Regions from separate parts of the Homo sapiens genome. Here region 1 is linked to region 2. A link is a contact called in ENCODE Hi-C data. All regions are on one chromosome and are shown on one strand. Each heading gives the region's core, a stretch centred on a gene start or an enhancer-like site at or near the end of the contact. The rest is flanking DNA. Distances are from core to core; before and after follow the strand shown. Region 1 overlaps PGGT1B (protein geranylgeranyltransferase type I subunit beta). Region 2 holds the start of SRP19 (signal recognition particle 19).

Region 1 (6,183 bases), core at 1,820-4,319, 2.3 Mb before region 2:
GAATGTAAGCACACGGACTTCTGAACGCCTTCTAGATCTCCATCAAAGCTGGAAAACCAAGGACTCTAAACAATGCTCAGAGAATGTACATATCTCCACATGACTGATTTTAGATTGGGAGGGTGGGGGGATTTGTAGCATAACTGTAGCTCAAGTTTAAAAGCCATGTATAACCAAGTGTGCTCTTTTTTTAAAAGGTAGAGTCTTACAATCAAATCTCCTGCTGATTTCACTTTGGGATATGGTCTTGAGCCAGTAATCTTTATACTGGGTTTCAAGAAAATCTTTGTTGAAGTTTGAACCACAACTTTGTCGTGGTTCTTAAATGTTTATACTGTATTTCTAAGAAGTTGTTTGAGGCAAATTAACTGTATGTGTGTAGGTTATCTTTTTAAAAACTCTTCAGTGCAAATTGTATCTTATTATAAAATGGACACAAATTTTCAAGTTTACACTTCATATAGCATTGATAATCTTCAGGTGAACACTTAGTGATCATTTAAAAAGCTCACTGCTGATCGTAGAAAATTTGCTTTAATTAATTAAGTATCTGGGATTATTCTTTGAAAACAGATGACCATAATTTTTTTTAAAGAAGAGTGACTTATTTTGTCTTATTCTTAAGTAAAGTGTGCCAATTAAACCTGTGTGGCCTATATAAATGAAGTTAATAACTTCATAGTAAGAATAAATAGGTTTAACTAATGTGATAGTTTTCTAAAAGGAGATTGTTTGAAGACAACTATTATGTAACTGAGGGAAAAGCAACTTAACTGTATGTGATTGTGAATGAGAAAGTTTTGTGCTATGTGGGTCATTTATCTAGACATTGCTGTGGTGAATACCAGTTATGTTTGATTTTATTCTCAAATCATTAGTTGCCTTTTTTTTTTTTTTTTTTTTTTTGCTTTCTAGGAAGAAAACAATCTTTTTTATCTAGAAGGAAAGATACTTTGTGTTTTCATTTTTAGCCATTTGAAGTTTTTAATTTATTGCCCCCAGTGTGTTAGCTGCTCTAATTTCAAACTAATACTTTTCTAATTTTTTTCAAATTAAATAAGTAAAAAATACAAAAACAGAACCATTCAAACAGATTCAGTGGTGTAACTCAATACATGGTCATTTTTATTCTCATATTTTCAGGTAAGTGAAAGGGAAATGCGACCATTTAGAGGGTAAGAAATAGGGTTTTGTTTTTGTTCATTGTTTTGTTTTAAGTCTATGAACTAGCTAATTATAAAGGAGGTAGTATAAAAACTCTTCATTAGTAATTAATTTATCAATAACTCATATCCGTTACTTGCTCAGTGACATTCAGAACTATTGCGTCTAGTACTGAAATGGGGAAAGAAATCTCTTCACTAAAGGAGTTGGCTTTAAGTTAGTCTTGGTGATAATAAATGTTGAAATACAAGTATCAGTATAAAAACTGGATTACTGGTATCACTGTTTAGGCATTGTAATACTTTAAATGTTATCTTTTTTTCTAAATCAGAGGGAAAAAAATGTTGTGAAATAACAGTCCTTCCCAAGGGAAACACTGTGTACTTGGAGAAATGATTGATTTATTATTGGCATGCTTAGTTTTAAACCTGAGTTTGCCAACTGTATGTTTTTTAATTAGAAATAAAATAAATCTTCTGATGGTGGGGGAAAAAGTAAGCTTAATAACAGATGTTATCCGTCTATGGGTTATTCCAGTTGCTACTATTTAAATCCTGGCAGATTAAGACATCCATATCTCAAACTAAGTCATCTCTTAGACATTGGAAGTTAAAGTAGCATATATATAATGGCTTTAGGACTATATAAAAAGCCCAAATTGTTTTTTCTGTATCACCAAGAAAGGTTAGAAGGCAATAAAGGTAGTAACAGTGATTTTATTCATAAATGTTAGAGAAAAATTCCAATCTAAAAGTATTTCATAAGGCTAAATATTTTCTAACTCCTGATAATTTAATACCATAAGATTATAAATTTTAGTATGCTTCTAATTGATACACTTGTGGGAGACTTTCTTGTGAAACTTTATGGACTAGTAAATGTTCACATTCCACAGCAACTGAATTGACCAGAAAATAGCAGCCCAGTGTGAATTGTGGAGAAACTATTTCTAACTTTTCTAAATAGTTATTTACAAGAAAAGCATTTATCGATTAAATAAATTATAAGCAATATTTCACATATACACTTTATTCCTTAACAGGAGCGATGTAATGAGGGAAAATACGAAGTCCGAAATCTCAAAAAGCTCTGTTACCTACTCTATACTTGTCTCCTTCCCGCCCCCTAATTTTGTGGCATTTTTTTTTTAGAAGGTAGGAGGAGGAGCTTTATTTTGAGCATCTGTGTACAAATGAGATTAATCAGATCATATGGCCTAATTTAACCTGTTTATCATTTCAGTGTTTTTAGATTTGATCTATAATATATATGTGTTATTAGATCTTTAGTTATTTATATTTAATCTAAATTCATATAGAAATCTTGCTGACAGTGGTATATAATTTGAAAACTGTTGGACCTGATCATTTTTGAGAGACAGTTAATGAGGAGGTGCTCTGGAATCAGATGACCTGGGTTTAAATCCCAGATTTGCCAGTTCAGCAGCATGATCTTGGACCCTAACTCTGCCGTGGATAAAATAAGGGTAAAACCTAACACACAGGGTTTAGGATTAAATGAGATAATACAGATAAAGCACTTAGGATAGTACCTGGAATACAGCAAATTTCAAATTATAGGTTCTTTATAATGATCATAAAATTATTTTTGTAATTAAAACCTCTCTTCTACAACAGAAAGAGGTCTTAACAGTTTAACCTCAGGGAAAATGATGACAACAGTGTTGTTTTCTAATCTCCCCATAAGAATACAGAGCAACTAGGATAGCCACAGACACTATTACAACGCTAGATGACAAGGTATCTCTATGAACTTCAAAATACAACTAAGTGAGGACAAACCACTGAACCACATAGTTTCAGTATCTGTGGGAGGAAGTAGAAGGAAGGCAGCTGGTTTCTGACAGCTCTGCAAATTGGAGAACTACAACACTGCCCACAGTTTCTCAACTACAAAGTGCAGCGGGCCAATCTAAGAACAGACACTGAAACTGGGAAGTGACTACAGAATCTCATTTGCAGATGAATGTTAAAGCAATATGATAAGGTCTGCTGATTGCATTAGAGCTGTCTGGGTTTTACGCTGTGTACCTCTTGAAGCTTATGAGACAAAGCCCAGCACTGAGGACAAACTTCTAGAATTAGAATCCAAATGGGCAGGATGGGTAAAATAGGACAAAGGAAAGAAGATCTAGATAAGTATTGGGAAGAAAGGCCAAGACACAGAGACATTATATATGTGTATTTTCATATATATATATATTCTTTTAAATCACTGTGAAAATGGGAGCTCTAAGGCTGTGAAGTCATCCTAGAGCCACTCCTTCCTCCTAAAAGTACAGAAAAACTCATTTCAGTTAAGGGGAAAAAAAGAGTAAGTGAGCCAGGATTACAGTCCAACTCCAGTCAAAGTTAGTATAAGAAATAAGAGAATAAATAGATCAACATCCTCACAGACAATGAAAGCACACCGGAAGGACATGACCACAAGACAGATAAAAACCTAATATTTGCCAAAAAATAAAATGCAAATATGACAGGAAATTTATATTAATTAGTACAGTTATCAATAAAAGTAGGAAAAGGGGAAAATTAACCAAGTACCAAACACTTGGAGTAAAAAGCAAAATAAAGCAGAAGGAAGGAATTAATAAAAGCAAAAAAGAATTACTAGTAGAAAACCAAAACAATAGAGGCAATAATAAATCCAAGTTGGTGATGGGTAGTGCGGGGAGTTGAGTCAGATAAACTACCAGCTAACCTATTTAAGAAAAAAAGGAGGAAGCACAAATACAAAAATTTAAATGACAAGGGGGAAATAGTAAAACAGGAAATTTGTTTAAATTGACTATTTTGAGCAATTTTACACAATAAATTCAAAAACTATTTTGAGAAAAATGCAAATTGCCAAAATTTACTCTAGGTAGATAAAGTCACAACAAACCAATTACCGTAGAAGAAACAAATAGTTAAAAGTACCCCTTACCAAAAGAAGCATCAAGCCCAGATTGTTTCAAGGGGATTTCTACCAAACCTTTTAAGATTAAATAATCCCATTCTTGCTTAAACAATTGCAGAGACTAGGAAAAGAATCTTGAACCTCAAAGTGCCAAAAAAAGAAAAAAAACAAATAAAGAAAAACTCCTGAATTCATTTTATAAAATGAATGTAATAGCATTGATTCAAAAACCTGACAAAGATGGTACCAAAAAGAAAATATAGAGCAATCTCATGAATATTAATAAAAAGTTTTAATGATAACATTAGCAAACAATCCAACAGCACTTTCAAAAGGTAATCATGACTAAGTTGGGTTTATTGTAAGAATGCAAGGGTAGTTCAATACTAGATAATCTGTTACTATTCATATTAAGAGTTAAAAAATATCTTCATCTTTGCAGAAAAGACATGATAGAATTGAGCACTCACTTATGTTAACTATACTAAGTAGAAATTGATGAATAATCTATTAACATTGTACCTCTACCTAAAAGCCAGCATCTTAAATTTCAAAGCAAAGGAGACTTTCCAGCTGAAGTCAGGAACAAGACATGCCCACTAACTCCTCTGCTACTTAACAATGTGTTGAGAGTTATAGCCAATGAAGTTAGACAAAATAAAGACGTGAATTGGAAAGGAAGAGGTAAAACTATTTGCAGATATGAATATGTATCTAGAAAGCCCAAAGGAACTTGTTGAAAAACTAAACAATAAAAGAACTTAGTAAAGTAGCTATTAAATACAATTTACATAAAAATATCAGTAGGCTTCACCAGACACAAGTGCATACTTTGATTCCATTTCGGTGAAGTTCAAAACAGACAGCATCTATGTATGGTGTCAGAAATCAGCACCCTCTTTCAGTCACTACCTCTCTTCCCAAAGGTAAGTGCTGTCAAAATTACCATCAATTAGTTTTGTCTGTTTTTGAATTTTATATGAGTGGAACCATATAGTATACATTATTTTTCAACTGGCTTTAACTCAGTAGGACTGAAAGAGGGTACAAGGGAGACTCTGCGGTGCTGGTAATGTTCTGTTTCATGATCTAGGTGCTGGTTACGTAGGTGCATTCACCTTATGAATATTTATCAAGCTGTATATGATTTGTGCACTTTTCTGTATGTATAATTATAGCTCAGTAAAAATGTTTACTAAAAAGAGTAACAAGACTATATATATATATATATATATATATATGTATGTATATGCAAACCTAAACTAGTTAGAAGATACTTGAAGAGAAGACCACCTTTGTGATAGCAAAAGTAAAAAGAAAACTTAATGTGTAAATTTAAGACACATCTAAAATCTGTATGAGGAAAACTAAAAAAACTCTTGAGAGGCAAAAATGTAGATTCCACCAAATGGAAAGATACATGATATTCTTAGATAGACAACATCAAAACATGTCTTTCCCCACTTAGGTTCATTTATAAATTCAGTGCCATTCCAATAAAAATTATATTGTTATTTGAGAGAACATACTAGAATAACCATGGAAACTGAAAAGAATTAGAGGGGACCAGCCATATCCGACACTAAAACATACTCTAAATCCTCCATGGCAGAAGCTATCAGAATTTTTTAAAGTGTGCACACTTTTTGGCCCAGATACTCTCTATCTATAGATTTAGCATAAAGAAACATGCAAATAGGCAATGATACATTTTCAAGGATCTCACAGCCACATTTTTGTAATTGTGAAAAATAAGACACATTATGATACATTTATGTAACTCAATACTATGCAACTGTTAAAGTATGGATATTGGAAGGCATTCGTAATGTTGAATAAATGAAAAGTTTTGTATTGGCACATAAATAGGAAGTCCAATGGAACAGAAGAGGAATTCCAGAAATAGACTCAGTGGCATTTAGAATACAGTAAAGGCAGCATCTCAAGTTAGTGAGAAAATGAACTTTTAAGTAAGTGCTATTGAGATTACTGGTGCTTAATTATTCAGATATTTACAATTTTAAAAAATATATAGCTTATTTCACTTTGAACCTTTTTTTAAAATGGTCATTTAGTTTTATAATTTAAAGAAAAATGATA
Region 2 (6,161 bases), core at 1,564-4,063:
CTACTAAAGCTGAATATATGCATTCTCTATGGCCCTGCAATTCCATTCCCAGATGCGTTCTACAAAAAAGCAAAAATATGTTCTCTAAAAAACATCTATTTATAATAGCCTCAAACTATTAATAGAAATAATCCAATTTTCCATCCAGAGTAGAAAGGGCCAGGTGTGGTGGCTCACACCTGTAATCCCAGCAGATCACTTCAGCTCAGGAGTTTGAGACAAGCCTGGACAACATGGAGAAATCTCATTGCTACAAAAAAATACCAAAGTAGCCGGACATGGTGGCATGTGCCTGTAGTCCCAGCTACTCAGAAGGCTGAGGTTGGAGGATGGCTTGAGTCCAGGAGGTGGAGCCTGCAGTGCGCTGAGACTACACTGCCGCACTCCAGCCTGGGTGACAGAGCCAGACCCTGTCTCTTAAAAAAACAAACAAAAAAGAAGGTAGAAAAGACTTTGGCATACTCACACCATGCGATACTATAGAGGAGACAGGGCAGTAGTTTTGAGCAGGGAAATTCTGTCCTCAGCCTCCCTACCCCTACCCACACACAAAAGACATCTAGCAATGCTTGGAGACATTTTTGATTGTCACAACTAGGGGATGGGGGGCTGGAGGGGGCTGACCTGTCATCTAGTGGGTAGAGGCCAGGGATACTGCTGAACATCTTAAAATGCACAGAACAACCCCCAACAACAATTATCTAGCTCAAATCGGCAATGGTGCTGCTATTGACAAACCCTGTTATAGAGCAATGAAAATTCAACTACATTCAAATATGTAGGTAAATCTCAAAAGCTTAAAGTTCAGTGAAAAAAAGATACAAAATTACATAGTGTGTAATTCCATTTACAGAAAACTGAAAAAGCAGCAAAAGTAATCTATGGTGTTGAAGTCATAACGGTGGTCATCCTGGTATTTTTGAGCATATGCGGAGGCGACAGTGACTGAGAGGGAACATAAAGCAATCTTCCTGGATGCTTGTAGTGTTTTCTTTTTTGAGTGCTTGTTACCACCCAGATGTACTCATCATGGGAGAATTCACTGCATCAAACCTAGGTGTCTTAAATCTGTCATATTACAAAATACAAATGACACTTTAATAAAACTCAACAGGGCTGAACTTTCTGCATGTCTTCTTCACACACTTAAAAAAATCTCAACTACATTCTGAACATTATTAATGTATCGTACAATGTCATAATTTTGATTTCCTATATCAAGGGAAACACCGTCATAACCTTTGTTTTAAAAACATGTGAACTCTACACTCTGCCCCCACTCCTTTACAAACAAAGGCTCATTAAGAGACGTTAAAAAAATATCCCTTCAGCTATGAATTAATGCCTTTCTGGTTTCACCAACACTGAGGAACGCACCCCAATTCTTGGCTGTGTTCTCAAGCCCTAAATAAATGCAGTGAAGAGAACCCCCTGCGGCTCTAACAAGATTACGTGGCCCGACCAGGATGACACCCCCCATTCCCTCGAGGATCAAGGTGCCAGCCATCTTGCTTACCTTACTTATGGGGATTCGCCTTCCCTCTGCGATGGTCTTCTTATTATTTAAATAAGCAGGATAGATACAAATAAACCTGCCATAGACAATAGCATAAGTGGTATCACTAGAGCAGTAAGAGGCAGGAGAAAAGGGTCGGGTGGCAGGGAACCAAAGGCCAATTCATGCTGCCTAGATATCAGATGGGTACTCCCTTTTCAACCCCTCCTTTTTCTGCGTGGCAGTTGAAAAATCAAAGTACCTCGGAGTGGTCCCCTCGAGCAACTAATCAGACTGGCCGCGGGCCTACTCCTCTTTCTGATTGATCCCCCTCCCTCAACCAATCAGACTGGCACAGGTCAATGGGAAACGTCTAGAGGGTATTTAAACCCTAGAAAATTCTGTAACCAACAGCTCTTGGGTAGCTTGCTGGAGCCGGCTCCCACCCTGTGGAGTGTACTTTTGTTTAAAATAAATCTGCTTTCGCTGCCTTGCTTTGTGTGTTTTGTTCAATTCCTTATTCAAAACGCCAAGAACCTGGACAACTACACTCAACAGATAACAAGTATTTTCAAAAATACATTCTTTCGGTCCGTGGTAGTCGTCATCATTGCTGGTACACCTATGCTATTATTTGCTTAATGTTATTTCTTTAAATTACCTCACTTTAACTTATTTAAAAATAAACTTTATCCACTACCTTGGATGGAAAAAAACCACAGGAATAGAAACAAAACGACTTGGGTAACTGTTACATTAGACAGAGCAGCCCGTCAAAAGTTCCTGAGAATGGGCCCGCCCTCTTATATAAAGTGTCCGAGGTATTAAAAACCTTAAAATTTCACAAATGAGCCTTTCTGAACGCAACAATACTTAAAAAGAACACATTTCTCACACTGTGATTATATTACTTGATATCATGTCCACGTAGCACCCAAAATCCTTGTCTCGCGTACAGATAAACACTAGGCTACCTATGGTCGGAATTTCAGGAGCCCTGAGAAGAGCCTGGTGGCTGCTGCAGGATTCAGAAAAACGAGCTGCCAGGGAGAGGCGCGGGGCCCGTACAGAGCGAGTTGGATCAGCTAGGCCATTCTGGAGGCCGCGGAGCGGAGAAGCGCGGTGTAGCACCTGCAGCACCACAGCAAGCCCCTTCCTTTCGGAGGACCCACCGCCTCAGAACCCACCTGTCCTGGTCGGCCGGGGACCGCGCGGCAGCGCAAGCCATCTTCACAAGAGTCTCAACAACCCAGGAGCCGCAGGGAGAAACCCGGCAGAAACCCGGGAGGAACCCGGCTCTGAGTTTCCGAGACAGCCCGCTTTTCCGCCGGAAGTCCTGCCCAAGAAATGGTTCCGCGTCCGCGATTTCTCATCGCCTGTTTGTTCCGGCACCTGTCGCTCGGCGCCAGGATCTCTAGTCTCTGACGTGGCATGAAGACTTCCCTTCTCGCGAGAGAATCATGAAAGCTTCTCATTCCTTTCCCAAGCCGGGAAGACCATGTGGGGCGCATGCACCGCCACTAAAAAGGGTTTAACTTCGACCCTCCCTCGTTTCCAGTTTCTCAGCGAGTATGGGTGGTACTAGCTACTCTCTGTTAAGGGGCGAAGACTGTGCCACGAGGGGAATCTGTGTGGTTCAGGATGCAAATATATGTTAGACAGGGAAGGAAATACTCCTTACGTTTAATTTTTCTCCGTTCCTGGGCTCTAGAGCTTGCTTTCAGTTTGGCAAAATGGATTTTTGTAGTGGTAGAACTAGCAAAGTTATAGACGTTGTGTTTCAGTGTGCTCTGCGTTAGAAACTTAGCTATTCACCTTTTAGGCCGGGTGCGGTGGCTCACGCCTGTATCCCAGCACTTTGGGAGACTGAGGCAGGTGGATCATGAGGTCAGGAGTTGGAGAGCAGCCTGGCCAACATGCTGAAACCCCGTCTGTACTAAAAATACAAAAATTAGCCGAGTGTGGTGGCACACGCCTGTAATCCCAGCTACTCGGAGGCTGAGACAGGAGAATCACTTGAACCCAGGAGGTGGAGGTTGCAGTGAGCTGAGATCACACCACTGCACTCCAGCCTGCGTAACAGAGCAAGACTCCGTCTAGGAAAAACGAAACAAAACTATTCACCTTTTAAAACTTCTGAAGGATACCATGTGCCATCACTACAGGCATACTTCATTATTGCACTTCACTTGCTGCTGCGAGTAGATACTGCCTTTTTACAAATGGAAGGTTTTTGGCAAATCCGCCTGAAAGAAGTTGCTTGGTGCCATTTTTCCAGCAGCGTATACTTTGTGTCACATTTGGTAATTTTTGCAATATTTCAAACCTTTTCATTATTTCTGTTATGGTGATCGGTGATCAGTGATGTTTGCTGTTACTATTGTAATAGTTTTAAGGCCGGGTGCGGTGGCTCACGCCTGTAATCCCAGCACTTTGGGAGGCCGAGGCAGGTGGATCACGAGGTCAGGAGATAGACACCATCTTGGCCAACATGGTGAAACCCCATCTCTACTAAAATATAAAAAATAAGCCAGGCATGGTGGCACAGGCCTTTAGTCCCAGCTACTCGGGAGGCAGGGGAATCTCTTGAACCCAGGAGGTGGAGGTTGCAGTGAGCCAAGATCACACCACTGCACTCCAGCCTGGCGACAGTGCAAGACTCCGTCTCAAATAATAATAATGTTTTGGGGCACCATGAACCATGCCCAGATAAGATGGGGAACTTAATGGATAAATGTTGTGTATGTTTTAACTGTTCGACCAACTGGCCATTTCCCATCTCTCTCCCTCTTCTGGAGTCCCTATTCCCTGAAACACAACAATGTTGAAATTAGGCCAGTTAGTAACCCTACAATGGCCTCTAAGTATTCAAGTGAAAGGAAGAGTCACACGTCTCACATGTCAAAAGATGGAAATGATTAAGCTTAGTGAGGAAGGCATATGTAAGCCAAGATAGGCTGAAAGCTAGGCCTCTTGGCACCTAACAGCCAAGTTGTAAATACAAAGACAAAATTCTTGAAGGAATTAAAAGGAAATTACTTCAATAAACACACAAATGATCAGAAAGCAAAACAACCTTATTGCTGATATGGAGAAAGTTTTAGGGGTTTGGATAGAAGCTCAAACCAGTCACAACATTCCTTTAACCCAAAGCCTAATCCGAGCAAGGCCCTAACTCCCTTCAATTCTGTGAAGGCTGAGAAAGGTGAGGAAGCTTCAGAAGTGGGAAGCTAGTAGAGGGTGGTTCAGGAGGTTTAAGAAAGAATCCATCTCCATAACATATAACATAAAAGTGCAAGGTGAAGCAGCAAGTGCTGATAGAGAAGCTGCAGCAAGTTATCCAGAAAATGTAGCTAATATCATTGACGATGATCAATGATTAGCTAGTATCATTTAGTGGCTACACTAAACAACAGATTTTTCAATGTAGACAAAACAGTCTTCTATTGGAAAAAGATACCATCTAGGATGTAGCACCCAAAATCCTTGTCCCTTTGAGAGAAGTCAATGTCTGGCTTCAGAGCTGCCCCATTTAGTGGCTACACTAAACAACAGGTTTTTCAATGTAGACAAAACAGCCTTCTATTGGAAAAAGATGCCATCTAGGATGTAGCACCCAAAATCCTTGTCTCTTTGAGAGAAGAAGTCAATGCCTGGCTTCAAAGCTGCCAAGGACAGGCTGATTATCTTGTTAGGGAACAATGCAGTTGGTGATTTTAAGTTAAAGCCAATGGACATTTACCATGCAGAAAATCCTAGAGACCCTAGAATGATGCTAAATCAACTCTGCCTGTGTTCTCTAAATGGAACAACAAAGCCTGGATGACAGTACATCTGTTTACAGCATGGTTTACTGAACTATTTTTTTGAGACAGTCTCGCTCTGTCACCCAGGCTGGCATGCAGTGGCCCTATCACATCTCACTGCAGCCTTGACCTCCCACACTCAAGCAATCCTCCTACACAAGCCTCCTGAGTAGCTGGGACTATGGGCTCATGCCACCATGCCTGGCTGATTTTTATTTTTATTTTTAGTGGAGACAAGGTCTTGCTATGTTGCCCGGGCTGGTCTTGAACTCATGGGGTCAAGCAATCCTCTTGCCTCAGCCTCCCAAAGTACTGGGATTACAGGCGTGAGCCACTGCACCCAGCCTTTACTGAATATTTTTAAGCCCACTGTTGAAAACAACTACTCAGAGAAAAAAAAAAGAGATTCCTTTCAAAATATTACTGCTCATTGACAATGCACCTAGACCTCTAGACATCTAAGTTTCTGATGGAGATCTAGAAGGAGATTAATGTTTTCATGCCTGATAACACATCATCCATTCTGCAGTTTACAGATCAAATAGTAATTTTTATTTTCATCTCTTATTAAGAAATACATTTTGTAAAACTATAGCTGCCAAATAGTGATTCCTCTGATGGATCTGGGCAAGATAAATTGAAAACCTTCTAAAAAAGATTCACTATTCTAGATGGCATTAAGAGCATTTGTGATTCATTGGAGGTTAAAATATGCTGATGCATGAACAGGAATTTGGAAGAAGTTGATTTCAACACTCTGGGATCATTTTGAGGACTTTAAGACATTAGTGGAGGCAATAACTGCAGATGTGGTGGAAATAGCAAGAAAACTAGAATTAGAAGTAGAAACTGAAGATGGG

Evidence for each region. A loop is a pair of places that touch in the nucleus more often than their neighbours do. Pooled maps may share reads with other maps.
Region 1: a pooled map shows a loop between it and region 2 (14-fold over the local background). The contact joins the enhancer-like site here to the promoter of SRP19 in region 2. A Hi-C loop is called at or near these places in 5 of 50 pooled maps.

Annotation. Positions count from the first base shown.
Region 1 is chr5:115,206,322-115,212,504 of GRCh38, reverse strand. PGGT1B (protein geranylgeranyltransferase type I subunit beta) reads left to right here. Exons shown (of 9, transcript NM_005023.4): 9 at 1-6,183. The coding sequence ends at 103. Among named protein-coding and RNA genes, the nearest start is that of TRIM36, 40 kb to the right of the region's middle. RefSeq lists a silencer at 3,137-3,246. Within about 2 kb of position 3,069, at least 6 of the 41 ENCODE cell types and tissues checked have a DNase peak (open chromatin) inside an H3K27ac peak, as active enhancers do.
Region 2 is chr5:112,857,939-112,864,099 of GRCh38, reverse strand. It overlaps SRP19 (signal recognition particle 19), which reads right to left and starts at 2,813. Exons shown (of 5, transcript NM_003135.3): 1 at 2,683-2,813; 2 at 1,517-1,592. The coding sequence starts at 2,723. RefSeq lists enhancers at 2,516-2,815, 2,916-2,995, 2,754-3,048.